Regions from separate parts of the Homo sapiens genome. Here all the other regions are linked to region 3. Evidence: chromatin loops called from intact Hi-C (ENCODE). Cell type or tissue: right lobe of liver. All regions are shown on one strand.

The links. A loop is a pair of places that touch in the nucleus more often than their neighbours do. Peaks named below come from ENCODE experiments on the same cell type or tissue, not always from the same donor. Only the 100,000 strongest peaks of a DNase experiment are listed, where the experiment ranks them.
Region 1: a loop joins it to region 3, with 5 times the contacts of the local background. A loop is called at or near these places in 2 of 110 quality-filtered maps.
Region 2: it touches region 3 in a loop (6-fold over the local background); 2 of 110 quality-filtered maps call a loop at or near these places.
Region 4: it touches region 3 in a loop (5-fold over the local background); 4 of 110 quality-filtered maps call a loop at or near these places.

What each region holds. Positions count from the first base shown.
Region 1 is chr15:53,055,885-53,063,884 of GRCh38, forward strand. All of the region lies in intron 4 of LOC107983981 (a long non-coding RNA gene), which reads left to right. Among named protein-coding and RNA genes, the nearest start is that of LINC02490, 56 kb to the right of the region's middle. In right lobe of liver, no CTCF peak of the experiment used is centred here; a DNase peak (open chromatin) is centred at 3,627; H3K4me3 peaks cover 1,172 bases; H3K27ac peaks cover 1,972 bases.
Region 2 is chr15:53,030,572-53,038,571 of GRCh38, forward strand. The region is part of intron 4 of LOC107983981 (a long non-coding RNA gene); the gene reads left to right. Among named protein-coding and RNA genes, the nearest start is that of LINC02490, 82 kb to the right of the region's middle. RefSeq lists a silencer at 4,321-4,615. In right lobe of liver, no CTCF peak of the experiment used is centred here; a DNase peak (open chromatin) is centred at 4,470; H3K4me3 peaks cover 764 bases; H3K27ac peaks cover 5,184 bases.
Region 3 is chr15:52,777,527-52,785,526 of GRCh38, forward strand. All of the region lies in intron 1 of ONECUT1 (one cut homeobox 1), which reads right to left. Among named protein-coding and RNA genes, the nearest start is that of ONECUT1, 8.8 kb to the right of the region's middle. RefSeq lists an enhancer at 2,952-3,001. In right lobe of liver, CTCF peaks have their summits at 3,163 (motif pointing right) and 6,559 (motif pointing right); DNase peaks (open chromatin) are centred at 3,165, 6,035, 6,795 and 7,815; H3K4me3 peaks cover 3,679 bases; H3K27ac peaks cover 4,794 bases.
Region 4 is chr15:53,449,008-53,457,007 of GRCh38, forward strand. The region is part of intron 1 of LOC105370826 (a long non-coding RNA gene); the gene reads left to right. Among named protein-coding and RNA genes, the nearest start is that of WDR72, 310 kb to the right of the region's middle. In right lobe of liver, no CTCF peak of the experiment used is centred here; DNase peaks (open chromatin) are centred at 4,674 and 6,384; H3K27ac peaks cover 5,903 bases.

The DNA of each region.
Region 1 (8,000 bases), 280 kb after region 3:
AAAATATCAGTGTTGCTAGAGAATAAGCTATGAGAGCTAACTTGTAGGAGATAAATTATGGAAGCAAATAGAGGACCCCATTCACAAGTGCATTCCACAAGAAGTGGATGCTCTAGACAAGTTTGAAAGATGAGTAGTTAGCAGGTGGAGAGGGGGAAAGCATTCCAGGCAGACGGGACATATGCAAAGGCACAGAGAAGGTATGAAGCAGCTTCACCCAGGTCAGGGGAGAATCTATCCTAAGACCATGTCCATATACCTGTGGTTTAAAAAGGCCTGGAACAAAAAATTTGGTAGTTGAATTTTTGAAGAATCAGCTTGCTATTGCATGAGGAATAAAACTGGTACTTCCCCCAAAGCAAATTGACTTAATAAAAAATCTGATTCAATCCAAGTTGTCCATCATTGCCCTGGAGATTCATGTGTTTGACAAATATTGAACACCTCCCCTTTGTCAGGCTCCTCCCCTTCATCAGGCAGTGGAGATATGATGGTGCACCTGGAACCTGTAGTATAGTAGGACAACTTCTGATAATGATAGGTGCTGCGGAGGATAGAAAACAAAATAATGAGTGGGGAGTGGTAGAGCAGAGGTGTCTCTCTGAAGGGACGACGTATGAGCTGAGACCTGAATGATGAATAAAATAGTTGCTGGCCACACAGAAGTCTGTGAGTTGTGTATTCCAGGCAGTGACCACACAGCTACCAAGGCTGTCAGGCCATGGAAGGAGATCTAGATTTTATTCCAGTCTTAGGAGAAGCATTGGAAGGTTTAAGGAAAATGGACTAAAGCTAGATTTGGAGCATGAACTTCCTGTAACATTCTCTACCTCCCAAGAACTTGGGATTCAACTGGAGAGGCAAATCTAGATTTAGCTAGCTAAATCCATTTTTTGCTAAGAAAAACTCAGCCCCTGTTAGAAACAGAATGTTTTGAACATTGTGATGGTCAGGGAATCACTGAGTCTACCATATCTCTCCACTGTGAAAACATTCTGGGATTCACATATACACCCAGTTTTACTCGCAAATAATGGAGTCAAATACTATGTAGTTGGAATTATAGAGAGTCATTCTGGTTTTTCAAACAGTTGGTAACTTCCCAGCTGCAAATAATGGATTTTTGTGAAAGATCTTTTGGCAATGACTTCACATGTTTTCGTTAGCTAATTCAAGTAGTCATCACACTTCCCTGAGCATGTTGAAAGCTTTGAATACCATAATTACCTACTCATTTCAATTACTAGTGCTTCAACAATCAACTACCATGGTAAGGACTTCCAGGGAATGTTAAAAAGAAGGAGCATATATCCAAAGTCCTTTAGGCAACTTGAAGATAGATGTGAATAAATGGGCAACCTGAAGCATGACATTTTATTGACAGCCATTTTGGGGAAATGTGTGAAATATGGCAATTCAATATTGAAAAATTACTTTGGAAAATTCTGAGGAAATGAGTCTTCATGGGTAACATGTGTAACACTTTTGGTTTTGGCCTTCCCCTGCTCATGAAGTACATACAGGATGCACTTATAATGCACTTATAATGTGTTTATCATGCATTGATCTTTCACTACGCAAGTGCAAGTATTTCTTAACAAGGGGGCCTACTGGGAATTTATTAATGAGCTGTATTCACATAAATATTCCAGAATTAGAGATGCTTAATAAATGTATCATAACTAATGACTTAACAAATTAAAAGTGACTTTCATGCTCATTTGAATATGGCACGATGGTTTGTGAACTAAGGAGTCAATCAAATGTAATTTTCTGGTCATTCCAATTACTACAGGTGGTGAATCTTATCAGCTCTATTCCATCTAGGTGGTGGTACCATAAGACAAATGAAGTAGAAGTGTAGACATCAGAATCAGAAAGAAATGGGATTAGACCCCTGTCTCTACCACTTTACTGTTGTGACCTTGGGCAATTACTTTATGTCACCAAGACTTCTTTCTCTTCTGTAATTTGGAGTTGATACTACCTATGTTGTAGGTTAGTTCTGAAGGTAAATTAGCTCAGATGTGTAAGAATGCTAAGCACACAGAGAGCTTGTCATATAGTAAATGCTCAGGAAAGAGAAGCAAGTATTATATGATTTTTACTAACAGACAGCGAAGTACATTTTTCCTGTTAACAAAAATGTAAGTAGGTCCAAGTATCCTGGAGAGTCTGTGAAGTGAGGGTACCAATAGTCTGTGAAGGTATCTACACTTGGGTAAATAGAACACAAGTGTATAAAGCTGGTTCTTATCGAAGTCTCAGGGGACTAGACTATCCCATTTTTTTTCACCCTGCCAGAATGATTGCCATTAGAAAATCTATGTTGATCTTAACAATGAAGCAACTTACTTACAGTATTAAAAAAATGGCCAATCAAATAGCCATTGAATGGATGCTTTGACTGCCACATATATGACGTCAAACCACTGGTTTGTCAATCTCTTTTATGGAACTGACTGATTTTTGTGGGTAGAATTGGCTGCCATCACACAGATGTAACCATCAGCCTAGGTATGTATTTATATAAGAAATGTATATTTAAGCTTCTGCTAGAGGAAAAAATAAAGAGTTGTAGTAAAATGATAGTCATTAAATTCACTCCAAAGGCTTATCAAATAACAGATGAGGCATTGATATTAAGGGAGAAAAAAAGAGAGGGATATGAATTAATAAGTAAAATAGGTCGCTACGATGACAACTATCAGTCTATTGGATTTATATAGATTTTTGAATCCCATAAATCTGTTTACCAATTGTCGTTACTATAAAGAATTGAAAATATTAATCGATTGGTAAGACTATTCTCTATGTTCACGAGTTTCTTCTACAAAAAAAAGCAAACAAATTGACAGGTAATTTTTGTTAATTTTATTCAAGGTCGTATGTTTCTTTATCACTTTTATTTAATGTAGGAATAATGTGAAATAATTTTTGGAAATACAGCAGGCTTGCACCTATCTACAAAAATAAATTACTGCTTAAAGGGCCAGAAGACAAGGTGATATTATGAGTTTAATTTGCTCTGTTATGAAGGGAACTCAAGGGTACTGAGTTATGAAAAACAACGGTTATTTTGAGAAAAATGAAGTCAAACTGGGGATTTTAAACACTTTCTGATGTGTTTAGTATTGGATGTGATCTGCAGTTTGGGGTGGGGGTGGGAGGCTCCGTTGTTCCATTGTCCACTCTATTCACTTTGGGGAAATGCTCTTTTCTCTGACTGTGTTCTGAACATGGACATTTCTCTAGATTGCTTTCTTGGAAATGGCAACAGAAAATGGTAGCAATAATAGGTTTTAAGGTGCTTGGCAGTGAATCATGCCATTTTATAAATTCATCTCCTTACACTTTATTTCCTTGCTGTGAGATAATTTAGACGAATGTCAGCGAGGAAAAAAGAAAGTGATTGGTGATTCCACCTCACCCAATAAAGCAAATTCCTAATTTTCTGTCTTTTATCTTTCGCCATTCTTTTGTGCTCCTCTTTGGCCTTGTCAAAACATATCGTTCAGTTAGAGACTAAAAATATTTTCCCATCGATTGGGGTTATTGATTTTTTTTAATCTGTACTTTGGCTTGAAGAGCGCGGGTGAAGGGTGAAAGTTCACCAGCTTAGTCTGCCGTTTTATCTGGACAGCAAAAGAATGTATTGGCAGCAGATTTGATTTACCTTGTTGGTCAGTTGTAGGCACTTCAGCCACTGAAGACAATCCTCCAGAATGTCCTGCTGCTGCTGTCTTTTTTTTTGTACCCAGGAGCTCTTCAAAGATTCCACCTTCCTATTGATTTTATCTCTCTGTTTCCAAGGCAAGATTTTTTTTTTTTTTTTTCCCCAAAACAAGTTTTAGGAGAAGTTGCGATGCTTTCTGGACTCATGGTAAATAAAACAAGATTGCATGCTTCTGCTGGAGTTTGGCTCCTCTGCCTATTTGGCTGATGGTTTGGGAACATGTTTATACCCCCGGCCACAGCAGAATCTGATGTGACTAGATCAAATTCACTGAGATCTTTTTGTCTCCCTTATCATAGCTGGTCAGACATACGTACTCAGGGCAGTTTTTGAGTCCTAATTTGAGTCCCCAAATGGCACCTACAGCTTCCTAACAAGTGTTAGGCTTGTGAAAGGTGGCACCATAGCTATAGTCAGAGAGGAAGTACAGTGTCATGAGTGAGTGTATGGCTCTGAAGACATACTTTCCAGATAAGTATGAGTGGGTGACATACTTGCCAGCTGGGTGACCCTGGGCAAGTTGTTTAATGTTTTGTGCTTTAGTTTTCTTATCTATAAAATGGGTATATAAAGTGTACCTTTTTCCTCAAGTGGTTGTAGAATCACATAAATAAATACATGTAGAAGTCCTACAATAGGGCCTTGCATACTAGAGGTTTTCAGTACATGTCAGCTATTGTTATGACTATAGACAAGGAAGCTGAAAATTGGAGGAGGGGATAGTTAAAAAACATAGAGATCACACAGAGGAAGAGAGAACAAACTGACCCTCAATATTTGGCCTCCTGGTTGCTGCCACAGTTCTGACCACTTGGCCTCGGCCAGTTGGTTGGTTACTTCTTGTATTGGATGTGGAGGCTCCAGGGTGAAACCTGAGCCTGCTAATGGGTGAGGCTTCTGGACTCTCAACTCATTTCTACATTTTGGTCCCTTCAGTTTTGATGGCTAGACTTGGTCCTTACTTCTAAGATCTGACTCTGAATATACTGGGTGATTCCTGGGACTAGGGCCATTATAGGAGGCAGGAGTCTCTCTGCTTTTCCCAGAGGACAGGCCTGTCTCAGAGAGGAGGCCCTGTGGGTACATAGAACCACCTAAAGAGAATCCGATTTAGAAGTACTGGGCCTGAGTTTTTAACAAGCGTCTCAGGTGACTTGGATGCAGGTGGCCTCAGTTTACACTTTGAGAAACACTGATGCAGTAGAGAGAGCAGAGGCTCTCAATGTGACAGACTTGGGTTTCAATTTGCTTATCAGCTATGTTTATGTGGGCAAGTCATTTAAGCTCCCTGAGCCTCAACTGTAAAATGGACTAATAAATTAACAATATAACTAATGTTCCTAGCACGATCCTTGACATCTAGTCTGTGCTCCCATCCTCTTCCCTGATTCTATTTGTCTTCTTGGAGTCCAGAGAATTTTACACTCTATTGGAATTAATTTGTCTTGACTCCTCCTTCCTCAGCTGTGCATGTTGTTGATTTCCTGTCTGAACTGCAGCTGCTCTTACCATACTCTTGTGAGCACTTTCCTGTTTAGATAAAATTGACCTTACTCCTACAAGCCTTTGCTCTTTCTCTTTAGTTATCTTCCCTAAATGACATGTTGGTGGTATTCTCATATCTGGGTCAATTTTTGTGTGCAGTTTTGCAGAATAGAGTTCTTCGTCCCTTTCCTTGGACTGTAGAATTTTGGGTCTAGTAATGATGAAAACCATATCTCACTTCTGTCTCTAGGTGCAGCTAAGGGATCTCTTTTCTCAGCCCTTGTTTGTTTCCCAGTGTGGGCATTTTCTTGCCTGCTCTATCTACCTTTCTGTTACATATCTAGATGCTCTTGTGATCTGACGGATTGAGGACAAATCAGCTAACCACCCTAAGTTAGTGGGTCTTTTAGCCTATAAGACATAACAGGTTCTATTTTATTTTATTTTTTACCATTACTATTTGGCTAGTTGGTAAGGCTTTTTTTTTTGGTCAACTTTTATTTTAAGTTCCAGGGTACATGTGTGGGATGTCCAAGTTGGTGACATAGGTAAATACAAGGCTACTTTTTTTTTTTTTTTGAGATGGAGTCTTGCTCTGTTGCCCAGGCTGGAGTGCAGTGGCGCGATCTCAGCTCACTGCAAGCTCTGCCTCCTGGGTTCACACCATTCTCCTGCCTTAGCCTCCCGAGTAGCTGGGACTACAGGTGCCCGCCACCACACTCAGCTAATTTTTTGTATTTTTAGTAGAGACAGGGTTTCACCATGTTAGCCAGGATGGTCTCGATCTCCTGACCTCGTGATCCACCCGCCTCGGCCTCCCAAAGTGCTGGGATTACAGGCGTGAGCCACCACGCCTGGCCAAGGCTATGTTTTATATGGAACTGAAGACATTGAGTTCAACTGATATCGAAACAGTTGTTTAGCTTGGTCTCTTTACTGAAACATACAATCAGGTGTGAGAGTAAGGAAATGCCATATCAGCTGTTTAGTCAATTCAGTCCCAATGGTAGTTTTCTATAAACACAGTCTTTAGCTTTAATAGACCTAAAGACCTATTGGCAAAGAAAGAAAGAAGAATCCTGGCCTTCTAAGCAGATACCCATGTGGGAACACCACTAACATGTCAGCTGGGGAAGAAAATGAAAGACAACAAAGTAAAGGCTTCTAGGAATAAGGTCAATGTCACCAAAACAAACAAACTGTCAACTTCCAAAAACCTAATGGAAAACTAGAAAAATGTCCTGGAAATATGTTTACTATAAGGCATGGATAAATGGATATGCTCTTAATTTATTATGAGATATATTAATATTAATATATTAGCAAGGGGGATAGTATTTTCAGTAGGGCATTGGATATAGGGATAACCCTAAATCTGAGATGATTTCATCTTGAGATCTTTAAACAACTACACCTGCAATGATCCTATTTCCAAATAAGGTCACATTGTAAAGTTCTGGATGGATATGAATTTTGGGGAAACACTATTCAACTCATTATAGCACACATGGACAGTAGGCTTGATACAGCTCCAGAAAGTGATGAGAATTCAGAATCTGGGCAGTATGAGACTGTATCTTCTTGATTCTGTCCATTCCATTGTGAGAGTCTTAGAAGCTGGAACTTATGTAAAGTGCCTTCATGGCAGGAACTCTGTAAATATTTTCGGAAAGAGTAAACTAGCAATGGCAGGTCAGGACCAATAGAAGGACCCTCAGGAGGAAGCCATTTTCAGAAGTCTCCACTTCAGTATCAACATATTAAAGAGGATGAGCTGATGAGCTGTGTCATTCAGCAGGGAGAGAACTGGCACAACTGGTCAAACTCATAATAAATTCTGCTAACTGGCAGTAGGTAGCAAGGACACCCAAAATGAATTAATTCAGTCACTGGATTTTAACCCTTTAAAAATAAGATAAATTCCCTATTTAATAAATGGTGCTGGGAAAACTGGCTAGCCATATGTAGAAAACTGAAACTGGATCCCTTCCTTACACCTTATACAAAAATTAATTCAAGATGGATTAAAGACTTAAATGTTAGACCTAAAACCATAGAAACCCTAGAAGAAAACCTAGGCAATACCATTCAGGACATAGGCATGGGCAAGGACTTCATGTCTAAAACACCAAAAGCAATGGCAACACAAGCCAAAATAGACAAATGGGATCTAATCAAACTAAAGAGCTTCTGCACAGCAAAAGAAACTACCATCAGAGTGAACAGGCAACCTATAGAATGGGAGAAAATTTTTGCAATCTACTCATCTTACAAAGGGCCAATATCCAGAATCTACAATGAACTCAAACAAATTTACAAGAAAAAAAAAACAACCCCGTCAACAAGTGGGTGAAGGATATGAACAGACACTTCTCAAAAGAAGACATTTATGCAGCCAAAAGACACATGAAGAAATGCTCATCATCACTGGCCATCAGAGAAATGCCAATCAAAACCACAATGAGATACCATCTCACACCAGTTAGAATGGCGATCACTAAAAAGTCAGGAAACAACAGGTGCTGGAGAGGATGTGGAGAAATAGGAACACTTTTACACTGTTGGTGGGACTGTAAACTAGTTCAACCATTGTGGAAGTCAGTGTGGCGATTCCTCAGGGATCTAGAACTAGAAATACCATTTGACCCAGCCATCCCATTACTGGGTATATACCCAAAGGATTATAAATCATGCTGCTATAAAGACACATGCACACGTATGTTTATTGTGGCACTATTCACAATAGCAAAGACTTGGAACCAACCCAAACGTGCAACAA
Region 2 (8,000 bases), 250 kb after region 3:
TTTCCAGGTAGCAGGCATGCTGAAAGGGCTTTTCTTTGTGTCTTCTCCACTGTTAAAGTATTTAGTGCCTTTTCTGATGACTTAGAGTTGTTGCCTCCCATCTCTCAGGTTCTACTCCTGTTTAGAAATGCAGTGACTTGGATATTAACAACGGAGAAAAATGAGGGAAACAAAAACTAACAAACAGGTAAACCTCAAATCTTTGAGGAAATTTTATTTAACCGGTTCGATCTCACTGAGCAGGCATTTCTCACCTTCTATCCTGATACAGAGATTTAGAAACTCTCTCTGCTCAGCTAGTTTCATGCCAGAGCACGCTCAGCCACCATACTCACATCTCTGTTTCCTGCCTTGCAAAAGTCACAGGAGTGCAGTTCTGAGGCCAGGTTTTACCTTCTTTCCACATCCTAAGGGAGAAAGAAAACATTGCAAAAACTCCAGCTCGTGTTCTGCTGTCTGTTTTGCTCCTTTTCCTATTCCCTACACCACTTTCTCTTTTTCTAATTATCCGCAGTCGGAGAGATTCATAAATCTCATACACTGTAACTGAAAGTGAAATTCTCCCCATTGCTGAAAAGCTGCACAGAAGCAAATCAACAGGTACTGGAATTCTGTATACAGGGAGGCTCACAGCAGGAGAAGTGTATGCTATATTCAATTTTAATATTCTAGTGTTCACAGGTTTGCCTCCATTTGGTATTTTTTTAAAAAAGGAAATAGTAGTTTCTCATAAAATCTTCTTGAAATCCTGCTAGAAATATGGAGAGTATTTATATTAATTGTTTTATTTTAGAAACTTTTTGGCAGTTCTTGCTAATTAACCTGATTGGCTGAGGGAGAAAATTGCTAAGAGACCAATCACATTGCTTTATATTTGAAACCTTGGCTATTTAAAGATAGCTCCCTTGGATTTCATGATAACCAGATCCTGAAATGGTCAGGCATTAGATTTTGAGTGTTTCAACAACTGAATGGGATGGCCCATTGATTGCCCATTCATTGTGACAGCCCAGAGCCCCATGATTGACCAGCATCTGGTTAACTCAGTTGACCTGGATACTCCAGGCCCTGATGATTGCTCCCTGAACCCTAAGGGGAGCTTGGACTGTCAAGAACTAGTCACGTGCCTGTTTTGTTTGCAGAATTGTCATTGTCAGAGAAGAAAATTCATAGTCCACCTTTGTTCTTTCACAGTACCAGGCAGAAAAAACAAAACAAAAACCAAAACCTGACAACACTTTGGAAAATTGGTTCCATTAAAGATATGCTCTATCATATCTACCCTGATGAGCACAATAAAATAAAAATGATTCTGGTGCTATTTACACAGCTGGGTTTATTTGATTTGTAGGTTATTTAAAGGTGCTCTAAATCAGTAGTCTACAAACTGTGGTCCCAGAGCAGAGGCAGCAGCTTTACACAGAAACTTGTTAGAAATGCATTCTTAGGCCCCACTCCAGACCTACTGAATCAGAAACTCTAGGGATGAGGCCTAACAACCTTTGTTTTAATGAGCCTTCCCAATGAGGCTGATGCCTGCTCAAGTTGAGAACCATTGCTCTTAACTGCTGGTATGTGGGGTTTTGTTTAAATGGTGACACCTGGGATCCTAATTCTGCTTGTTCTCTTCTCTCATTCTTTCCTCCTGAGTCTTCCAGTCAGAAGAGTCACTTCTCTCATTCCTTAGTCCCTCAAGGCCTTTTGTAACCTCCGCTCTGGGGGCCTGGGTGGGATGCCTAATGTTGGGATGCACTGGGAACCTTCTAGCCTCGTTAGAATTTAGCAATTAAACCAAAGTGTTCCACCTGGTTTTGTTAAGCAGCACTGGCTGACCTTCTGGGCTGGTCCAGGTACCTGACACTTTGTCCTTCCCTCCCTCTTGCACCCTCCTGCATATAAAGCAAAGCATTGCCATTGTATATCCCAGCATTATATGAGACAGGTAGTGGTTAACCCTCTCAAAGTATTTAGAACAGGACCCTGGCAATTTTAAGCCTTTCATTCTGGAAGAAAATTTTCATTTGTTTTCTGTATGAGTCTGGTGTGCTGGAAGTCCACAACAAACCTAGAATTTTAAAATACTCATTGCATTGAAAGAAGCATGGCCACTTTCTATTCTATATGTGAGATTTAAGGGCTCAGGAAAATGTCAGCTTGCAAAGCTGCCTAAACGTTGCATCTCCTTCTTTTTCAAAGGCTGGGTTGGATGGGGAGAGGTTGGAGATACAGACTTATTGGTCTTAACCAACAAAGTTTACTGAAACCAGATATATCTAAGAAAAACATATTGGTGTGGTGTTTTTTTTTCTTCACTAGAACTGCCCTCGATAAAATGTGGGTGTCATTTGAAAAGGGCATCATTTCCAGTGAATTCTGAAAGTGTCACACAGGGTATTGATTGATCAGTCTTGCCGTCAGCGTGATTGGGGCCAGCGTGGAGCTGCTCCTGTGATCCAATTTTCAAAGCTCACAGACACCTTCACTCTCTGGCAAATAGCATCAGCAAGTGGTCGAACAGAGGGCACCAGAGAGATGGGAGTGGGGTGCAGGAATAGTCTGGCAGAAAGGTGGCAAGAATGAATGATTTTGTATCATGATCAGCTTGTCTAACCACTGTGTGTTGAAAGCTGTAAGTACACCTCAGGTGCATTGGATGGTTAGGAGTCTAATTTGTTTTCTCTAATAAGCAACATTAAGCTGTGAATAAGTCAAAGCAGCTTCTAATCAATGAGAAATACCAATGCCAACATTGGTGAAGTCACTTTAAGATAATATAAGTGTCTTAATTTGTGTTCGCTTTTGCCCTCAAGTTCATATTCATAATATAGACATGGGACAGAAGTACTCCGCCGAACTGTATTTCCTTTATGGTGTGAGCCAAAGTTACATCTAGCCCAAGTGGTCCTTAAAATAACAAATATATAGTCTACACACATGGCTTCTAAGGGTGCCATTCACTTGCTCTAGGATTGTATGTGTGAATAAATGCATGAATGTATATGAGCAGATAAGTCTGCCTTGACCTGTGTCATGAAGAGTTTGGAGGTGGGTTGAGTGACCTTAGGCAAGGGATGATCTCTTTATGGGCCCTCATTTTCCTGTTTTTGAAACGAGGGACTGGACAACAGAAGTTTTAAGAATCATTCAAACTTCGATATTATGTGATGTTTTCCATGGCTTTTACTCAGGGGGAGCAAGAGTGAGGCAGCGGGCAGAGAGTTGGTTTGAGTAGAATGAAGGTGAATGAGTTCTTTCTACTTCCTGAGCAAACAGTTTCCTGGTGTGTGAACTCTGGACTTCTTGATGAGAAAAATAAGCTCCAGGTTTGCAGCTGGAAGGGTCAATTCCAGGGTCTTCCTTGGAGCTTCCTCTAATCAACTCCAGGTTCCCTGGACCTCAGGGCCGGGATTGAAACCAACTCGGGCAATAAGTACTCCTAGGAAGTACAGGCACCTCCATTCTGACCTGAGGGTCCAAAGGCACTTTGCTTCTCCTTAGGACTCCTCCCTGGGACTGTCAGGGCACATCATGGTAGGGAACATGCAAACGTGTTTCTTCCCTCCTTTGTAGCAGAGAATAGCACACTATGAAAAAACCACTCTAATTCTTACATACTCTTTTAACTTATAGGCCTGCCACACTCTCTGCCTATTTAATACTCTATCTTGGGATAATTAGCTGTGCCAAACATGGACAGAGGAAACTCCTTTGTTTCGAATCACATCCTTTCTTCAGTCTGACAGTCTATGCCCAGTCATAGGTGGCTATGTTTTTCCATAGCAAGACCTCACAGAGATACTGGGAGGTTAAATGCAGCACTGAGTTGAAAGCATCAGATCGTATGCAGGATGCTATGTGTGTAACATTTGGTTATTATTTCCAGTGAGCTGAAAATTCCTCAGAGACCAGGACTAGGCCTATTCTTTCCATGCCCTTTGCTTAACACATCATAGGAGCTTGATCGATGTTGGTTGAATAGAGGAATCAGTTGAAAACCTGCCTCTGTGGCTCTTGTAAGTGACTTGTAACTTACTCTTAGAGTAGCTCAGGGAGAAGCATTGGTATTTATTTTTGGTAAGGTCACTTAGTATCCTGGCCAGTTTTGTGGATAATGTATTCATGTGATGCATGGATCTTATGATTGTGACTCTCCATCATAAGTGATTTCCAGGTAGAAAATTCTGTCATTTAGTGTCCTGGCCAGTTTTGTGGATAACGCATTCATGTGATGCTTGGATCTAATGACTGTGACTCCCCATGGTAAGTGATTTCTAGGTAGAAAATTCTGTCCAACTGTTGACTTAACCTTGTTAAAAGTATGCCTAGTTCAACCTTTGTTCTCTTGCTGGGACATCTGGGCTTAAACAGTTCAGCCTTGTTTGTTCTTACAGCCCCACTCTCAGATATATGCAGGTCAATGGACTGGCTTAGCCTGGTGTCCTGCCGCACCCCCCTGGCAGCCTGCGCCATTGGCCAGCACCTCCCTGAAAAGCAGGTGGCTGTGCCATTTTTCTGCACAATCATCCTGTCACAGGGATGAGTGACGTCTACACTGACACCATTCTGGATGACAAAACTGAGGGGCTACTTTACAGAGTGGCCAGTCCAACCAGAAGAAGGGTAAAAGGAATCAAATAATCATTATTCTAGAGAGAGGACTGAGAGCTGGAACTTAGTGATGTCAGGTATTTTGCACATTTATCCAGTGGTTCATTATACTTTGTATGTTATGTAGGAATTAAAAATGATTTTATCTGATTGAATGGAAAAAAATACTAAAGTATAAAGTATAAAAAAGTTTAGTGATGTTTTTCCCCAATTAGTTAATGGCAGTATTGGGTCTAGAATCCAAAGTGTTTAAAGGCACCACCCCCTCTTTCTTTTTTTTTTTTTTTTTTGAGTCGGAGTCTTATTCTGTCGCCAGGGCTGGAATGCAGTGACTCAATCTCGGCTCACAGCAACCTCTGCCTCCCGGGTTCAAGCAATTCTCCTGCCTCAGCCTCCCAAGTAGCTGGGATTACAGGCGCCTGCCACTACGCCCAGCTAATTTTTTGTATTTTAAGTAGAGATGAGGTTTCACCATGTTGGCCAGGCTGCTCTCGAACTCCGGACTTTGTGATTCACCCCCCTCTTAGCATCCCAAAGTGTTGGGATTACAGGTGTGAGCCACCGCATCCAGTCCCCATCCTTTTTTTTTTTTTTTTTTTTTTTTTTTTAACCACACTATAGGCTCCTTTTTGTTTTTTAACCACACTACAGGATCTCAATATATCCAGTCATTGTTGTCCTATTGTTGCTTTGCCTGCTGTCCGGTGCTAAAAATCTTTCTACTGTTTATGGGAAAAAATTCCAATGGCTTTCAAAACCATGTTGCCAAAGCAAACAGCTCAGACCCTTACCTTTTCTCCATAGGTGACTTTTCAGTAAGGAAAATAAAAGTACTAAATGTTATTACACATTTGAGAGCCAGCCCAAATGATTTCAAAGGCAACTTATTCTACTTTTTCCAAGTTTTAAAATTTTATTAGAAATATTATGCATGCAGGTTGAAAGAAGAATATTTGGGTAAGAGAAGAATTGATGATAGTATAATCTCATAATTTCAACCTGACGTTAACTGGCATTTAGAGAACTTCTTGTCACTATATTTTCTCTGGGCTCATTTTCTTCCATCTAGTTATAATTATATTGTTGATAATAGTTGGCAGTTCCCTCCACTTAATATTACAGTAGAGGAGCTTCTCCTTATTATGTTTTCTTTATAGTCTTCTATGACTTATAATAGCTCATTATATTGAGTGAATATATCACAACTTGATCATTCCATATTTTTGAAATTTAGATTGTTTCCCCTTTATTGTGTCTATTTTTATATCCACTGCTGTGAATCTTTTAAAGCATAATTTAAAAAATTATTTAAAATTATTCCTTTAGATTAAATCAAAAGGATATACGTAGTCTACATTTTAAAAACTATTGGTATATCTTGTTTCATTATTTTTCAAAATGGTTTTACCAATTTATACTGCCTACAAGACGTTTATTTCACCTTTTTTATTTTATATTTTTATTTAATTTATATTTTCAAATTTTGTTTCTGTTTTTCCTTACTTCGATTGTTTACCACTGGAATCTTGAGACCAATTAAATTTTTAAAAAGGATTAAATACAGCTAATTAACAAAAACCTGTCACATGCTTATATGATTAAATCAGCAGATGGAAACCTAGGCCACTAGCTTATACTGGTCACGTAAGGTCTCTTAGACAACTAGTGGCTACAAGTAGAATGAGAAGGTGTTTTGAGGTCAGATTAAAATGGGGCTATGTAGCCTCAGAGGACTGAAATCACTCTCTACACTTTTTAGAACACTGAGACTGGATAACAGGCATTTGAGGCAGCCTTGCCCCTCTGTCTTTGGGAAATTTTGCTCTTGGGAGAATGGTTTGTTTAATTTAAACAAAACCAATTATTATTTTTTTTGAGAAAATGTATTTGTGACTAACATGTGACCTGGGTATCCAGTGTCCAGATCAATGCAATATTTTACTCATAAGATACCACAGTCATTGTTCTACCTAATTACTATAAGGAGACAAATGGTTCCTTTCTCTAAAAACTCCAAAGGTAGTGAAGAACTGTGGAATCCAGAGATGTGATTTGTAGATTGTCTGAGATGGTTGAAAGTAACTGCTACTAAGCATAGCCATGTGGTCTCCTTATAAGACACATTAGCTGTGGTTCAATGATTTCTATTGTTGCACCTTATACCTGGTAGATGTGTGGTTGTTTATAAGGATTTTGCGCTTTCTGTTTCTCCCTTAAGGAGGGGATTCGCTTTATAGGCACTTTTCTTAACCTTGCTCTGCAGATTAAAAAGCTTAAGGACCACACAGATTTCACGGCTTCTGAGTGCTCATTCATGAAATTCCAGTAAGGGTGAGTGTGCTGATAAAGGTTGTTTTCCTGAAGAGAAACCAGTGCAATTGCAATGACTTAGAATCGAATTATAAATGATTCAATGCAATCAAATACTGCTTATTCATAAGTAGAGGGTGAGGAGGAACTCTTTTTGTAAATAAGGTGCTCTTCTCCTGCAATGGGATGTGACAGCAAAAATACAATAGGGGAGAGAGTATGTTTGTTCTCCTAACTCCCTTCTCTCTGCTTGGCCATCTTGGATTTAAGGAATGTCTTAAAGGTAAGGGAAAGCAGGGGCTCACTAGCAAACGAGAATGGGCAAGGAATGGGTATTCCCAGTTTGGGGCAAAATGAAAAAAAAAAGAAAAAGGGAAAAGAAAAGACAAGCAGAACTGACTGACCAATGGGAGTTGGGCACATTCATGACAGTAAATTGGGCTCCTGCATGCTCTAATTCCTGCTGCACCCCAGACTGCTAACATGCCTTGGATAAAAAGGAGAAAAGAAAGGAGGGAAAAAAAAATCCATGCGGGAGGTTGTGAGTGAACAGAGTCTGTTCCGAGCTCCCTCCACAGGCAGACACCAATCAATAAATCAATAGGGAATGTTCACTGGCTGTGAAATGGGTAGAGAATCTAGTGTCAAGCTGCTTCAAGATGGATGGACAGCGGGCTTGCTGTCTGCTGAAAGGCCAGAGGTGACTATCACCTTGAGATGAGATCAGTGAGCAGCAGCCTAACAGCCCTTTGAACTCTAAGTCTATGATTGAGGATGTGGGCAGGGCTTAAAACAGTCCCAGTGCGACCCCACAGTGACATCGTCCTCTGCTCTGTGCATCACCCCCAACACTCACACCTCTTGGCAGAGCGGACGGTTTGCCATACAGAGCCTGGCTGCTGTCTGCCCCGGGCCTGCTGTGCCCTGTCATTGAAGTAAAAGCTACAGGAGACTGAATCAGAAATTACTAGATGCCCTAGTGGTGGGAAGCATCGATCAGAAAGGGTAGGGATTTTCTGCACAACAGTCGGATCTTTCCTTTTATATAAAGGGGGTTTAACATAGTACGGACGGTGCTCTCA
Region 3 (8,000 bases):
AATTCTGATCTAAGAGCTCTTCTACAAAAGGAGTTTAGCCAGGGCCCCCACGCATGCTGTTGTTCCCTCTTCCTGGAAACTTCTTCCTCCATTTCTGTCCCAAGTCCTACTCATCCTCCAGATCTTCAAAATTGTCCCTTCATCACACCTTAAACTCCTCCTTCCTGGAAAACACACACACACACACACACACACACACACACACACACACAAAAAAACATGTAAAGTTATTTGTTCTCTTCCCTGCTAGACTGTGAGTTCCAAAGAAAAATTGTGTTGTACATTCCATTCCCGGTCCTGAGCACGGAACTTGCTACAGCAGGTGCTCAAATGAGTGAAAAAATTAACTCTTTTTTCCATATTTAATGAAATTCCCTCTTTTACTTATTTTATCCTCCCGTCCAAAAATGGCTGAATGTAATTCCTATGAGAGCTGATATTTAGTATGGGGCTAGAACCTGCTTAAATGACAATAGAGTATGTCTTGAGGTTTGTTTGGTCTGAATTGCTTGGGTTGAGGAATCAGACAAAAACAATGTTTCTACCTCCTCAATGTTAAAAATAAATAATAATCACTGCCTACCAAACAATATGTATCATATATGTAAGATATGAAGCACAAAAACAAAATGAACATCTATGAGTCCACCACTCAATAAAAGAACTAGAACATTAGTTGCCTTGTGAAGCTACAGGGTGTTCTTGCCTCTTATCTCCCTGCCTTCCCCTATCCTCTAAATTTATGTTTATTACTCATTTTTTTAAAAATAGTTTTTATATATCATGATTTATTTATGCATTCCTTGTCAGTGAACGTTTAGGCTTTTTCAGTTTTTCTGCTCTTAGGAACAATGCTGCCAAGAACAGTCTTTGCATGTCTCTAAGAGCATTTATGAATTTACCTATAATATATGCCAAAGGGTAGAATTGCTAGATATATGTAGGTCCAGGTTGAGAAGATGATGCCAAGTCATTGACACTATGTTTTTGTAGTGAAGGTGCCAATTTACTTTCGTTTCCACCAGTAGTGGCTAAGAGTTCCTAATGACCCATATCCTTGCTAACAGCTTGTCTTACTAGAACACAAGCAATGGAATCTCAAGCTGCAGCACTTTGGGGCCAGAAGGCAGAGCTCCTGCCTGGATAGGTTATTTCCTCCTGACCACCTGACAAGGGACTGGCCCCCTGAGGCTTACACTTTGTTGAGACCTGAAACTGCAGACAGAGCACTAAACTTAGAAGAGACTAGGGCCCCAACTAAGCTTCCCCATGGATAGATACATAGTCATCATAGAAGGCAATCAATCATAGAATGTGACACCTGGAAGGGACCCTAAAGCCAAATCCTTCATTCTACATTTATTGAGACTGAGGCCCAGAAAGGTTAAATTACTTGACAATGTCTAAGAGCTAATTACTACAGAAATCTTCCTCTGGGGCACTTTATTCTTAATCCAGAGAGGGTTTTCTTTTTTTTTTTTTTGTAACTGAAGATGGTGTAATACGATCCATTACATTAATAATGACTGTAAATATTCAAATAACTGACTAGTTTATTTAATTAATTAATTTATTTTGAGCTGGAGTCTCGCTGTCGCCCAGGCTGGAGTGCAGTGGTGTGATCTAGGCTCACTGCAACCTCCGCCTCCCAGGTTCAAGTGATTCCCCTACCTCAGCCTCCCGAGTAGCTGGGACTACAGGTGCAGGCCACCACACCCGGCTAATATTTTTTTTTTGTATTTTAGTACAGACAGGGTTTCACCCTGTTGGCCAGGATGGTCTCGATCTCCTGACCTTGTGATCTGCCCGCCTCGGCCTCCCAAAGTGCTGGGACTACAGGCGTGAGCCACCGTGCCTGGCCGACCAGTTTATTTAAAAAAAAAACTTGTTTAACTTAAGTGGCATGAATTTGATAACTTTCATTTCTTTGGTTATAAAGACGGGTGATATTATTCGATGGGATAAAGAAACCAAAATTATAGTTTCAATATGCAAATTTAACTCTCCTAAGAGACACTGGTCTCCTGGGGGATAAACAGTCCCCAATTATCTGATTGATCATTCTTGTCCTTGGATCATTCCCCATACCCACCAGGCAAATACTAGGTGCCTCCTTAAAAAGCCATTTTTGTAAGGAAAACTTTAAATTCATTAAATTTAAAATCATCTTCCCCTTAGGAGCACTCATAATTAGGCTATACTAAGACTCTGGGAACGATCTATGGAGATATGGCAAACTAGCCTCCGTGACTTGACGGTTTCTAATCCACATGCGAATGTGGAAAAATGCCAAAAAGAGACCAATCTTCAGCAGAGGTACTTAGCGCTCTCCAGAGTATGCATAATAACCGAGTGTGGTATATAAGTCTAGGGCAGAGGCATCTGTCTCCATCCATCAGACAGTAAATGTGGAGCTGGGGAGGAAAAGGAGTGCTTCCTAACAGGATGGGTGTTGGTGTGAACAAAGGGGGCTTTTGAAGCCTGTAGTGGAAATTTTCCTTCTGGAGCTGTGTCCTTCAGGAATTCTCTTCCTCCCTATCCCTTCCCATCTGCCTGGTCCTCTCTACACCAAGTCCTCTTTTACCATTTAAACAAATCTTTTGGTTTAACAACGTCTGCAGGCAGATGCTAAAAGCTTTCTGTGAGGCAGCCCTTTTTTAATGTCAGGATGAAACTCAGGAGCTGTTTATTACTCTGGGGTGGGGGGCTTGGAGGGAAAGAACACCAAGTAATTTTGTGCAGGAATGCTGACCAAACAGTACTGAGGTACTTCTGGTTCCAGTTTTCCTCCTAGCAGTCATTTTAATCAGCACTTCCCCCTTTTAATGAGCTGGTAGTGCCATTACATAATCACCCAGCTCACTGGATTAATGATGAAAAGAGGAACTGATTTTTCCAGTTGCATCATTTGAAGTAAATGTTAACTTTCTTTCTGAGTCCTTAGTTAACCGCATTAGTGTGACAAATATGTCTTTGTCTAGCATAAGTAATTAGAATTTAATCACTTTAACTGCATCTTAATTACCCCAAATGAATTGAAAGGACATTTAATAGCAAAGATTAAATTGCCTTAATGAACGATTTTTGTGACTCCATCAATACTCGAATCGCTTTAGCCACTCCTCTCACGCACTTCAGTCGCAGAATCTGCAGCGAGCACAGAGGTCACTAGGTGGCGCGCTTCGCTCGTTTGTTTATTTAATTTTCCCCATTGATCTGTTTTAGAAGACAACAGGAAAGAAAGCAAAAAGCACATAGTTTATTGCGTTCCTTCGATAACCTCTCTTTGGGACTATGAGATCATCACCAGATGTGAAAACGAAAGCAGTGATTTCAGAAACCGTCGATTCTGAATATCCCGTGGCGGCATATGCAAAGGAAGATGAGAAACACATGGTGACTGGAAACATGCAGTGTTTGACAGAAATTGCAAGATGCCCTCTAGACAACTCCCAGCCTATATACTCTGTTTTGGTCAATTTATTACTTTTTAGTGCAGAGCCCTAAAATTTGAGTTACAGGCAATCTTTGAAATAGCAAGGCAGGCACTGATGTGGAGCCAAGAAGTGTAATTGCTGTCCAAGTGCAGATCAGAATGCCAATGCCTGAAGGTATGGGAAGATCTGAGCCCTTGGGCCCCCCTCAAGGCAAGGGACCGAATGGACCAGCCCCACCCACAGGCACATCTAATGAGATAGGTCTTGTCCATCAATAATTGTTTAAGTGAACAAAGGGATGGGAGGCTGGGGTTTCACATCTACTTCTGGCACTTCCTCACATTTTCTGGCTGCTTCTTCAAAAAAGAGTAATAAAAAATCTCTTTTACAAGTCTTGAGTATAAAAGAAATAAGTTTTCATAAGTGACTCTTTTTGAGAGTCCCAAAGGAAAGACACACTTTCTCTAATTTCAAGAGCTTATTATGTAGAGACTTTTGAATCAGTTATTTCCACATTCTGACTCCACTAACCTGGTGCACCTGTCCTGGCAACAGAAGCATGGGATGGAGGATAAAATGTTCTGGGCTTTGGACTGGGAAAGCTGAGCTCAGGGCATCACTGTTTTCCAGTGGTGTTATCACAAGTAAATTATTTAACCTCACTGAAGAGAGCAACAGGGAAAAAAGTGGTAAATACCACTTAGACTAATGGTTCCCAAACTTGGCTGCACATCAAAATCACCTGGGAGTTTATAAAAATCCAATGCCCATGTCACGTCCTGTACCAATTACATCAAAATATCTGAAGCTGCAGCTAGGCATCAGTTTTTTTAAAGGTCTCTAAGTGATTCCAATGTATAGCAAGATTTGGGAACCACTGGTATAAATGTTGAGTCTTCAATGAGAACATCTATGTTCCGATCACAGTACCCAACAAATAGAATGTGCACAAAAAACTTAAGCTTCTTCCTTATCAGTTACTATGACAAATGAGATTGGTTGTACTTTAGGGTCTAGTTCTGTCCAGCTGTTGTCTTATTAAATTGCCTCATCTAAAAGAGAAGAAAATTTCTTTTTTTCTTCAACTTTTATTTTGAGTTCCAGGGTACATGTGCAGGATGTGCAGGTTTTTTACACACGTAAACATGTGCCGTGGTGGTTTGCTGCACAGATCAACCCATCATCTTGGTACTAAGCCCAGCATCTATTAGCTATTAAGAAAAGAAAATTTCTAGAAATTAATTTGTTACAATTTTATGATACCGTAACATCTCTTGGAAGAGACATATGTGGATGCTTCTATAGCAAGACCCTGTGATAAGTAATTTTTATGTTTGTATCAAAATAATCAGATTGTCTTGTGATTGGTCTAGTCACCTAGCCCAATCTTATTATCTCAGGAGGAAATTAAACTTCGTTAGTATTAACATACTTGTATTAAAATAAGAACCTATACAAACCTATTGATAGAAGGTAGGAATTTATGATTGTGCACTAAATCCATTCACATAAGAAATATTTTTCTTTTTACTGGACTCTATGAGACTGACATTTTTTATGTAGAAATAATGTGGCTTTCTTCTCCCAAAGATGCTTATCCATCTTATTCAAATAGAGACACAATGAGAGTATTATTTAATAAATATTTGTTAAATGTTTTCTCCAGCATTATAAGAAATGCACCCTCTAACAACCACAACTTCAGTAACACCTTCCTTCTGTTGCTACCCTAGGTTGGGGGCCATTCAATTTTACCAAGAGTGTGGAAATTCTGCTGTTTTAATGGGGACTGAAAGGAAACTAGTCATTTCTCATTCAAACCATCAAGGCTCCTAGATTGATTTAAAATATTAAGTCGGTGTTTAAATATTCCAATAAATGGACTTTACAAAGAGCACAAGCAATGTCACTTGAGGAACAAGGCCTCAAGCTGAGGAGCAGGATATTGGAGAGCCTCCTTCTTAATTACCCACCTTTATTAGACTTGAGGATTTTCTGTCTTACAAGAAAATCAGAAATAAATTTTATTGGTATGCTCTGTAAGAACGATTTCTTCTGATAACTTGGGGTAGCAGCATTTGTTTGATTAGCTGAATTTGCCATGAATGTGGAAATAATGACATCAAAACAGCTCGTGTAACAACCTCCTTAAAGACCTCGTAGATTAGAGATGACTATAGATTTTCCCCAGCGCGGATCAAAGGGACTGAATTGAACGTTTTAGCTTAATGATCCAACCCCTGTCACACCCACAGGGACGCGAATTCCGATTTTATAAGCAGGTGTGCACGTGCACTCAGATACTCACACAAAGCCGCGTGGAGGGACGAAAAGATCAACCACCCGATCGACGAGGATAGGTTTGATCTTTTCGATTACCTCAGTGTGCCAGTGTATATTCCCGGCTGGGCCTAGCGCCCTAAGAAACTTCGGAACTTTAGCTGTTAATTTTTGTTTTCTTACTATGACTTCCCAAAGACATTCTATCTGCCTACCGGGGCGAAGAGAAATGGGACCAGGCGTCAGGGCGGTGGGACCCTGTCCAGGGTCCTGACTCCGCGCCAGGGCTCCAGACCAGTCGGCCTCCGAAGGCCCTTTCACCCACCCCACACAAGAGGAAACAAAGACTTCTCAGCTCAAGGCCTCAGGGCTGCCTCCTGACTCCGGTCAGTTTGCAGGAAGAGGAAACAACAAAACAAAGGAACCGCCAATCCGCCGGGTATTATATCCCTCAGCTCCAACCTCCGACTTCGGACCGCCAGGGTCACCTTCTCTACGCTGACCCCGCTTTTCTTAAATGAAAACACGCCAACAAAAGCATACTTCGGATACAAAATCCAAGTACGCATCTTTTTTGGGGAGGTTAGAGCTGAGGTGTACTTCGGAAGATGAGAATTTTGTTTTCATGAATTGGGTAACACCCAGGCATTGTTAGGTACCCCGACAGACCCTCTAGATATCCTTCTCTTCCTCCTTCACACTTTCTTCCTATCAAAATAGTTATTGTTTTGAAATTCACTAGAACAACGACGTTCTAAAAACAAAGGCGCAGCAAGCATCCCTTTCTTCGCTGCCGCGGGCTGAACCACGGACGCTCGCGGGTCGCCCAGCCCCGACGGCCCGCAGGGGGCGCGCGCCGCAGCCGCAGCACAGCCCGGCTACCCCCAGAAAGGGAGCCGAATGGAGGGAAGCAGGGAGCGCGGAGGGCTCGAGGCTTGCAGATAAGGAGAGGCGCATCCTGGGATTTGGGTCCTCTGCTGCTACAACACAACCGTGCTATTGTTGGCACTGTCCGACCCAAGTGTCGGTGGTAAGCGGCGATGTCGGGGCTGGGTCTCTAGCAACCGCTGTGCCCTGGGTCAGGCTGGTCGCCCCAGCTACCGGGATCCCTCTCCGGATGCTTCCAGGGCGATAGGTGCTGCACCCATTGACGGGATAGCCGCATACCTCCGAACAGGTAGTGGAGTTCGTCTCTGGCAGGCATCCTAGCTGCGCTGACACCAAGGTCGCCACACAATAGCCATCAGCCCCCCTTAAGCCCCAGAAGTAGGTTTCCCCTGCCCCAGCCATAGCGGTTCCAGTCGTCGCCACGAGCCCACTTCTTATCCCCAAGCGCACCTCCCTCTCCTCACCCGGGTTTATGCCCGTTACACAGAGAGAACTACACAGGGGGAACTATGGTCCTACACCCTCGAGGGGACAGACACCGGCCGTGAGACAGGCACCACGCAGAGCCTTCTGGTGACTGTCCGCAGGAGCGAGACCTTTTTTGGTTTTGCAGTCGGCTAGGTGTGTGTGTGTGAGGGTCCCCAGTTGACTACCGGGATGCACTGCCACTTTTCGGCCTGGCGGGCTCTGGGACTCCTTGGTCTCCGTAGGAGGCCATCCTAGGCCTTCGGAGGAGGCGCTCCCAGCTGGCGGCGCCCCTCGCCCCGGGCTCAGAGGCGGACACGGTCGGTCGCGCCCTGCTGGCCCTTTGTTCGCGCCGCAGCGGGCTGGGAGCAGCTGCGCGACACCAGACCCACAGCGCCAAGACGCGAAGCGCGAGGAAACCGCTGCGCTTGACTCCTTCTCCCCCAACTCTTGGACCCAGGAACGCTTCCAGCTCCTGCGTCCCACACGCCCAGTCCTGGCTTCTCTCCCGGCCCAGAAGTCTTCAAGGATTGAAGGGCTCTGCCTAGGGCCCCGCACTCCTGCCTGACTCCCATGGCCCAGAAAAGCAGGGGGACATTTGAAATGTCACCCCGGGATAAATATTAACAAAAAAGCAAATGGACTTGTGCAGGGGCCAGTTATCAATCAACCAGGCCGCAAGGCCACTCAGGGCAAACACAGCCCAGGTTGGGCTGGGCGAGACTTTCTCATGGCCGCCCCCCGACCGAACCCCTCCCCCCTTGGCTCAGGTCCTTCTTAGGTCGTTCTGGGGCAAACACCGGACGGGAAGGGGGCGCCGCCAACTCCCCCGCGGGGTTTGGAGGTTTCCTCGCCTCCAAGTCCCGCAGGGCAGGGTCGGAGTGCCCAACACCCACCCCCGCCCGAACCTCGGGCCTGCGCGCCGCCTTC
Region 4 (8,000 bases), 670 kb after region 3:
GACTCTCACAGATATGATAAATGGGCATGCACAAAGATGTTCATAGAAGTATTATTAAGAATTGGAAATAACCTACTATCTAGCAATAATGAATTTAAAAAGATAAACTGTGGCATATACATATTATGAAGCTATTAAAGACAATAGTTTTAGAAAAGAGAAATAAAACTAAAGATACAGAAAAAACCTTTGCAGATTTAAGTAAAATAATAATAATAAAGTTATAGCTATGGAAAAATGCATCCTCAGGAAAATACACTAAAAAGAAATACACCAGAATGTTATGGTTGTGATAGGACAGCAGTATTATGGGCGAAATATGTTTTCTCTTTTATTCCGATTGGTAGAGAATTGGATATTGTATTGATTTAGAAACAAACAAACAAAAAGTAGGCAGAAATAAGCCCTAAGAAGCCCTTTTTGGTGCATGAGAACATCATTCAAAAAGAAGCTGTACAATTTCTCCCTAGATTTTTATTAGAACTTAACATCACAGTTCTCCAATATTTAGGTGGTAAATTGGGAATAAAAAGGCCCGGTGGGCTCTTTCTAGCCCAAAGGAGGTACTCTGCTCCCAGCAGCAATGTCCCAGCGCCTTTTCCCACTCACCTTCAAAACATCGTGTGCCTGTTTGCTGCAATTTCCACAGAGAACATGACATAAAATTTGGAGACTCTAGACAATGCCTGATGCTCAATGACATCAAAAACATCTGGACTCAAAGAGAAAAAATAGTTGATTTTTCTGCCTTTATTTTATAACTTTTCTTTCCTCCCAAAAACCTACTTTCTCTTGTACACTGGATATATGCATAGTTCATCTGCAGGTTTACTCCTAGTTAGTTTTCTCTTTTTTTGAAGACCAAGAGTTGTCCAAGGTATCCATATCCCAGCTCATAGTCCCAAACTGAAAGGTTATATCAGGTCAGGATGTAAGTCGCACATCAGGAAAATGTCACATCTGAATTGAGGAGACCTGGGTGGCTGTTGGCTCACTTAGCACTGTGGCTGGAGAGGCTCTCAGCCCTCTAGACAGCATCATGGACCATGTGTTAGAAATGATCAAACTCAGTGGCTTATTGGAGTGGAATGGTAGGAAGAGAGGTGTTCAAAGAACACTTCCTATCAGTTAGTAAAAGCACATCAATAAAAATAAATCAATGCCCACTTGTTTTCTAGGAATCTGCTTCATATTCAGCAAAGACTCCCATTATGCTGCATTTCTGATAGACTAGCATAGAAAAGATGTGGTTTCAGCTAGAATAAAGTATCTTGAATAAAAGCATTACTCTGTCATTGGAATCTTCCACTGTGGACCAAAATGTGAAGCAAAGATAAACTCAGATATAAAATTTAAAAATAAGTAACGAGTAAGAGATAACACATAATAGACATTTGTAAAAAAAAAAAAAAAAAATGAGCGATACAGAGGAATGGAAAAAATTCTGGAATAAAAGAAATAATTAGAAGCAAAATTTTGACTTAGAATGTGGCTTTTGAAAGAAGGGGAAGACATTCCTTAATAAATGCCATAAATAAAAATGTTCTGTGGTTTATTAAGAAGTGGATTGTGAACAAATTGCATTGGGTTGGAGAACTTGAGTTTGATTCTTCACTTATTTATTGAACTGTGTTGCTTTGAGTAAGTTTTCCCCTCCTAGAGCCTTGACTTTAACAATAGTAAAATCAAATAATTGAACCAGATCAGACACACAACCCACCTCTCATTTCTGCCAATGTCTTGCAACAGACATTGCTAATCAATGGTGGCCCTTACCTGTGAAGCCTGGCTGAAGGCTCAGAATCCTTCATTTGACAGTGTTCCTGGCAGCCATTATTAAATGATAAGTTTAGATGTAATGGATAAAACTTTTCCATTACAGTCCAAAATGAATTCCTAGGTTTCTGACCCACCATGACCCTAGAAGCTCTTTTCCAACCCTCAGTAGAACAGAATTAATATGTTTTCCATTAGCTTTGTGAACACCCAGCTCCAATGACACTCCATAGGCTCCAGATCAACTTTCCTCCAAATGTACACCCAAGAAGTTCTGTGTTTCAAGAGTTACTGTGCTGAAAGTACCAGCTTATCCAAATGCTGCTTCCTTTTTTAGTAGCCAATTTGTAGAAATGGCAGATAGCAAATGTTTCTTTGGCTGGCGTGAGACACCTGGCAATCTCCACCACAACCATCTATAAATCACAGTAAGAGGGCACGCATTATCAATTCTTTATTAATTTCATTAATTCATAATTTAGAGTTTTAGTAGTTGTCATACAATTATATATGTAATTTTATTTTCTTCCCAAATCCATAATAAAATAGAACAATACTGACCTCTTCTATAGATCCAACTGGCCTATGTTCCAGAATCCAATTGAACTGCTGCATTCTGTGATCAAACTATGAAAACACATGCCACATCCCTCCTCCGAAACCTGCAGTAGCTCCACTGTCCCATTGGCCCCAGACTCATTGCCTTGTGCTTTACAACCCATTATTAGTTGGATTTGTCACGTGCTCTCATGTCTCATTATTTATATTCACATTGTTACTCCATTGGAGAGACCCGTTTGCTGTCTTTTCATCCCAGGTCCAGGACGAGGTTAAGGCAAGTGAGAAGACAAGGGTGCAAGTCAAAAGAGGCATACTCTAGAACCCTTTGTTACGTGTCTCCTTAAATGCTGTACCCTATGTGGCTCACTTGCCCTATACTGGCTTTGGCCATTCCTTGTACCATAAACTAAATGCAACAAAAACTTATTTGTATGTATGATCTGATTGTATCCTCTTAGCCCTCATAAAAAAAAAAGTTATTATTTTTCCCATTTTTACGGAATGAGAAAATCTAAAAATCTTGAGAAAAATTAAAAAGTTAGGGAGCATCAGAGTTAGAACTGAATATCAGCTCTTCTGAACCTGAGCAGAATTTCCAATCCATGAGTCTATAACTCTATTTTATGGGCTCTGTGGCAAGGCATGCCTTTTTCTTCCTCTGAAATCCAAATTTTAACTAAACTTTTCAGTTCTAATTATTTGATTTATTCCAAGTTTTCCCCATATCCATGTATTACTCCTCATTTGTTTTGTAAATGTTTATTATGTGTTATTATCTCTTACTTTTTCTTTTTTTGGGGGGGAGATTCTGTTTCCTTAACAGATGGGATACACCTTGAGGTGAGATATACAATAAAAGAAATTTTATGTTGTTGTAAAGCCTGAACTTGTCAGTGAACTTTATGAAGGTTTGGGAGGTTTGCATTGTAACCAACTTTTATAGATAAGGAAATTTAATGACAAGGAATAATGACAGCTGCATTTACTAGGGACCTCAGTGTTGTATGAACTATGCTAAGCAGTTAGCATGCAACATCTCCATGAATTTCATAACAACCCAGTGAGGAAGTCATTATTATTCACACATTAAATATGAGAAAACTGAAGCTTTAGGAAATACAGAAAATTGCATAAGGTAATTGCAGCACTTGTAAATGTCAGGGCCAGAAATCAAACTCAGGTCTGACTCCAAAACACATGCCTTTGAGTGATTAGTCCAGAGGTGCAGAACTGGTGAAGGGTCAAGTTGGAACCTGGGCCTGATAATCCTGATTTCAATCTAGTTCCCTTTTTATTGTCCTAGTATATTCCCACTTTCACAAAATAGCCATTTAATAAGTGGTTTTAAGTGAGGTGAAATTATACTAAGAATAATTTTAGTCCATGTTTGCTTTAGCCATTTAGATGTCTCCTTACTTGGAATTAGAGCCTAAACAGAAATATTACCAACGTCCAAACCTGCTGCTTGGTAATAGAGTAGATATGGTATCTTTAAAGAGTGCAAATATGAAGAAGGCTTAGTAGAATGTGGTATTCGTGTGTGTGCCTTGCATATTGGGAAGCATAACAAGGCTTGTGATAATTAAGTCCTGGTTGATCCCCAGGGGTCAAAGGGCAGTGGGTTTTAGGAGCAGTATAGCACAGGGATGGCAAATAAGCAGCATGGCTAATTTATCCCAGGCTTCTTTCCCATGGGGCTCTGCAGTGGCTTCTGATCCATTTCAGCACAGAACTCCAGGCAGCCACTGCCCACTGCCCAGGGCTGACTCTAGAGAAGAAAGCTATTCAGCATCCTCAGTAGAGTGAGAAGTGCATAGGTTATAGGTTTAGTTCCCAACCCTGGTGCTTCCACTTATTAGCTGAGCAGCCCTAGGCAAGTTACTTAACCTTACAGATCTTCAGTTCAGTTGCATTATCATCATCCAGAAAATAATAATGTAGAAGATGCCAGTATCCCCCACCTTTTTTTTTTTACTGAGTCCTGAATTTAATCAGAATAATCCTGACATTTCACAGATTTTTTTTCTTTTAAGATATGTGATGCCATCAGTTCATGGGATTTGGAGTCAGCCATACAGACCAAGATTTGAGCTGCAATTCTGTCACTTAACTTTGTAACCAAGAATAAATTGCTTAACTGCTTTGTTCAGTCTCCTTATCTATGAAAAGAGAATAACATCACCTCTACCACAGTTATTGTAAGATTAAAAAAAAAAAAGCACATGACAAAGTACATAAGCTGTCATTTACTTGATAAATATTGTAATCATTCCTGCAAGGCAGGTCTCTAAGAGGCACCTATGTCCATTCCGTTGGAAGGAGACATTTGGCCATGACACTGCACTTTGAGCTTGTCCTGTTTAGCACAGCCATTGTGCTAGCCACTGTTTACTTAACTGATGAAGTTACCTGGTTTTTGTCCTTGGCTACTTGCTAGCCCTTGTGCAATAGCTCCTGATTGGAGGCTGGATCCCTGCAGATCACGTAACCTGGTCACAGCAGAAGTGGTTTGTTCTCTCTGTCTCCCTTTTGTGCCCAGTGTTACAAACTGTCAAGTAGAAAGAAACTGAAGGGACTCAGGGGTCAGAGTTGGGGACTATCAGGACTCTTGTACTACCTGATCTTTTGCATCTTATTCAATAATTATTGATTACCTACCATAGGCCAGCTTCCTAGGGCACAAACATGACATGACCCCTGCCTCAGGGAGCTCAGAGCCTGGTGCTGCCATGAGAACAAGTTTTCACTTGTAAGAATAATTACTCAAAAACTAAGTTGGACATGCTAGAGATTTCTTGAAGAAATATATGTAGGTGTGTACGTACCAAGTTCAAGGAAAATACAAATGTATTTCCTCAAAAGATGCCTTTGAACTTGAAAGAAAGAGAATGCATCTTTTTAAAAAGTAGAAGTAAGACTAAACAAGGACATATGTAGACTTTTGATATGTGTGTGTGTGCATAACTTTTATTAAATGTATATGAAAATTGAAAGTGAACACTTTTATCAAATATATATGTATATATAAATAAATAAAATAACTAGAGTTTAAGAAACTTTCACAAACCAGACACACTCATGTAACCAGTACATGGATTAAGAAACAAAACATTATGTGTACCTTCCAAATCCCTCCATCACACCTCTTGTAGTCACTGCCTGTTAGGGTAACCAACATCTTGTATTGTATTAGCATAAAATAAATTTATATTTTGTATAAATAGCATCATATAGTATGCAAATTTAAAACTATTTTCCTATCAAATTTCAGAGTATTTTTTGATGCTTTGTTCATTAAACTAAACTAGTGAAGGTTGCTCCACTGTGTAGCATATGCTCGAAGTGAAGGATTCTCAAGCTTGCGTAAAAATCGCTGACTCTTTCTGCACGGGACGATGCCTTTGTACCTGGATGTCCTGATCTTGGAGGTTACACTTCAGAATGTGAACTCATTCATTAGAAAATGCTTTATTTGATTGAAGGCCAGGTACTTGCTTCCCAGCAACACAGCTTAAGTAAATGCCCAACTCAGACAGTCAACATTACTGTCTCAAAAATCTTTCATTCTGACATATTATCACACATTTGTCATTAGGGAACTGCATACTCACATATGTCCATAAATATTTGGTCTTGGTAGACCCAGGTTGACCTGCTTGAGAAACAGCAGGAAAAAAATATCTTATCTCTGTCCTTGGACAACGTACAATTAAATGAAGGGAAAGTTTGAATGTGGCCTCTGAGGGACTTTGTTTCCCTGAAAACAAAATCATTTTGCTCTAGTCAATCAATAACTTTACATGGTAAATGTGAGTCTTAGGCTCGGAAAGAGGTTATCGGCCATAACATTTCTTAACACTTTCATAATGTTATCAGGAATTAAAAAGTAACATTTATCAAATATTTACAAGTTGCGTGGGACAGAGCACTGTGTAAACGTATGAATCTGATAATAGCCAAGCTGCGTTTTAAAACAGATGCAGAAACATCTCAAAAATGTTTGCTTTTCAGTGATGCATTCTCCATCATGTAAAAATTTAACTATTGAGATGCTCTGGTGACACGTGGAATGGGTCACACAAGGAGGAATGTATCTCATGTGAAAGGTCAATATCAACACAGATGAAAGAGATTGCATTAGGCAGGTTATGCCACTCAAGGAAGGACACACATTTTCTAAATGAACGTTGAAAAAAAAAACCTATTATATAATGGAAAATGTGAGACAAATATTATTTACTTCAGTTGATTACATATGAAAAGTGTGTACTAAGGCACACACAAAAGCAATAGTCCCTTTGTCTTGCTGTCAACTCCTTTCTCCTTTTGTTGTCAGTGGTGGCACTTCTCCAGGTTCTAAAGGGGCAGAAATTCATTTATCTTTCTTCCTCCACAGTCCCCTGGGCACTTTGCCTCTGTATAGGGCTTATCCAGTCAAGAGCCCCCATAGCTACCTTCATCATAGTAGATCCTGTATTCTATTAATTAGAGATGGTCAAGAAAAAGAAAGATGAGGAGGAAGAGGGGGAGGGGGAAACATAAAGTGATAGGTGACAATCTTAAAGAAGAAAAAAGAAGAGTATTAGCTGAAAAAGGGAGTTACTCAGCCCTAACAATCTCCACATTTTCCCTTTATCTGATGAATTTAATGGTCCTAACCCTGCAATTTCCACATTTTCCCTTTATCTGGTGAATTAATTAAATGGTCCAAGAGATGGCTGCTGAGTCCTAACCTGGCCTCTGCATGCTGCTATCTTCTCTGTCCCTCCCTTCTGGGCCACATGTGAGGGCCAGGTCTTAGTCAAAATTGGAAAGTGTCTAGTGTGGTCTGAGAGGCTTAGAACAATGGAATGGCACTTTCCAATAAAAAAAAATGTTTTAAAGTAGATTCTGTTGGTAGGGCATTTTTTATTTGTTTCAACAGTTGAAAATGTGTGTGTGTGTGTATATATATATATATATATGCTTGACAAAAATGTTTACTTTCAATTTTCATATACATTTAATAAAGGTTATTGCTAATTTCTTAGCCCTTTAATCTGAGAGCTGTATTTAATTTTACATTGATGTGGATGGCTGCTGCCAATTCAAGGCTGCAAGGGTAATTGGTAATAAGGCCCAGATGCTCTTACAGAAACAGAACAAAAAATATTTCCTCTTAAAACATAATATATACATGTTTTTTATTAACTATGAGAAGAGAAATTGTGGGGTAAACAGACCCAGACCTTAAATATCATAAGACATACAGGTGTATGCTTTTGTTTTTTTAATTTCAGCATTCTGATGTGTGTTAAATATTGCAAGTTGTAAAATGTATTTGTTTATTTTTATTATGACAAGTTAATATAGACTATCATAAGCTTTTAAAATAAGGCTATACAATATAAGTCAGTTACTTTATTAAATTGGAGTGTTAATGGATATTCGCCCTGTATAAATATGGGTGCGAAAAAGGAGAGCCCTATAACTAATTGACTCCCTGCCCCAGGCACCCAAACCTCTTTCTGCAACTCTGGATTTGTCCCTCCAGGATACTACTGCCAAAATGATCAACACAAGGTCCCAAAATAACAATTTATTCTGCCCAAAGGACATTGTGCCCTCAGTCTCCTGGCCAGATGAATTGGCACAATTACATCCTTCTCTCTTGCTTTCCCCCT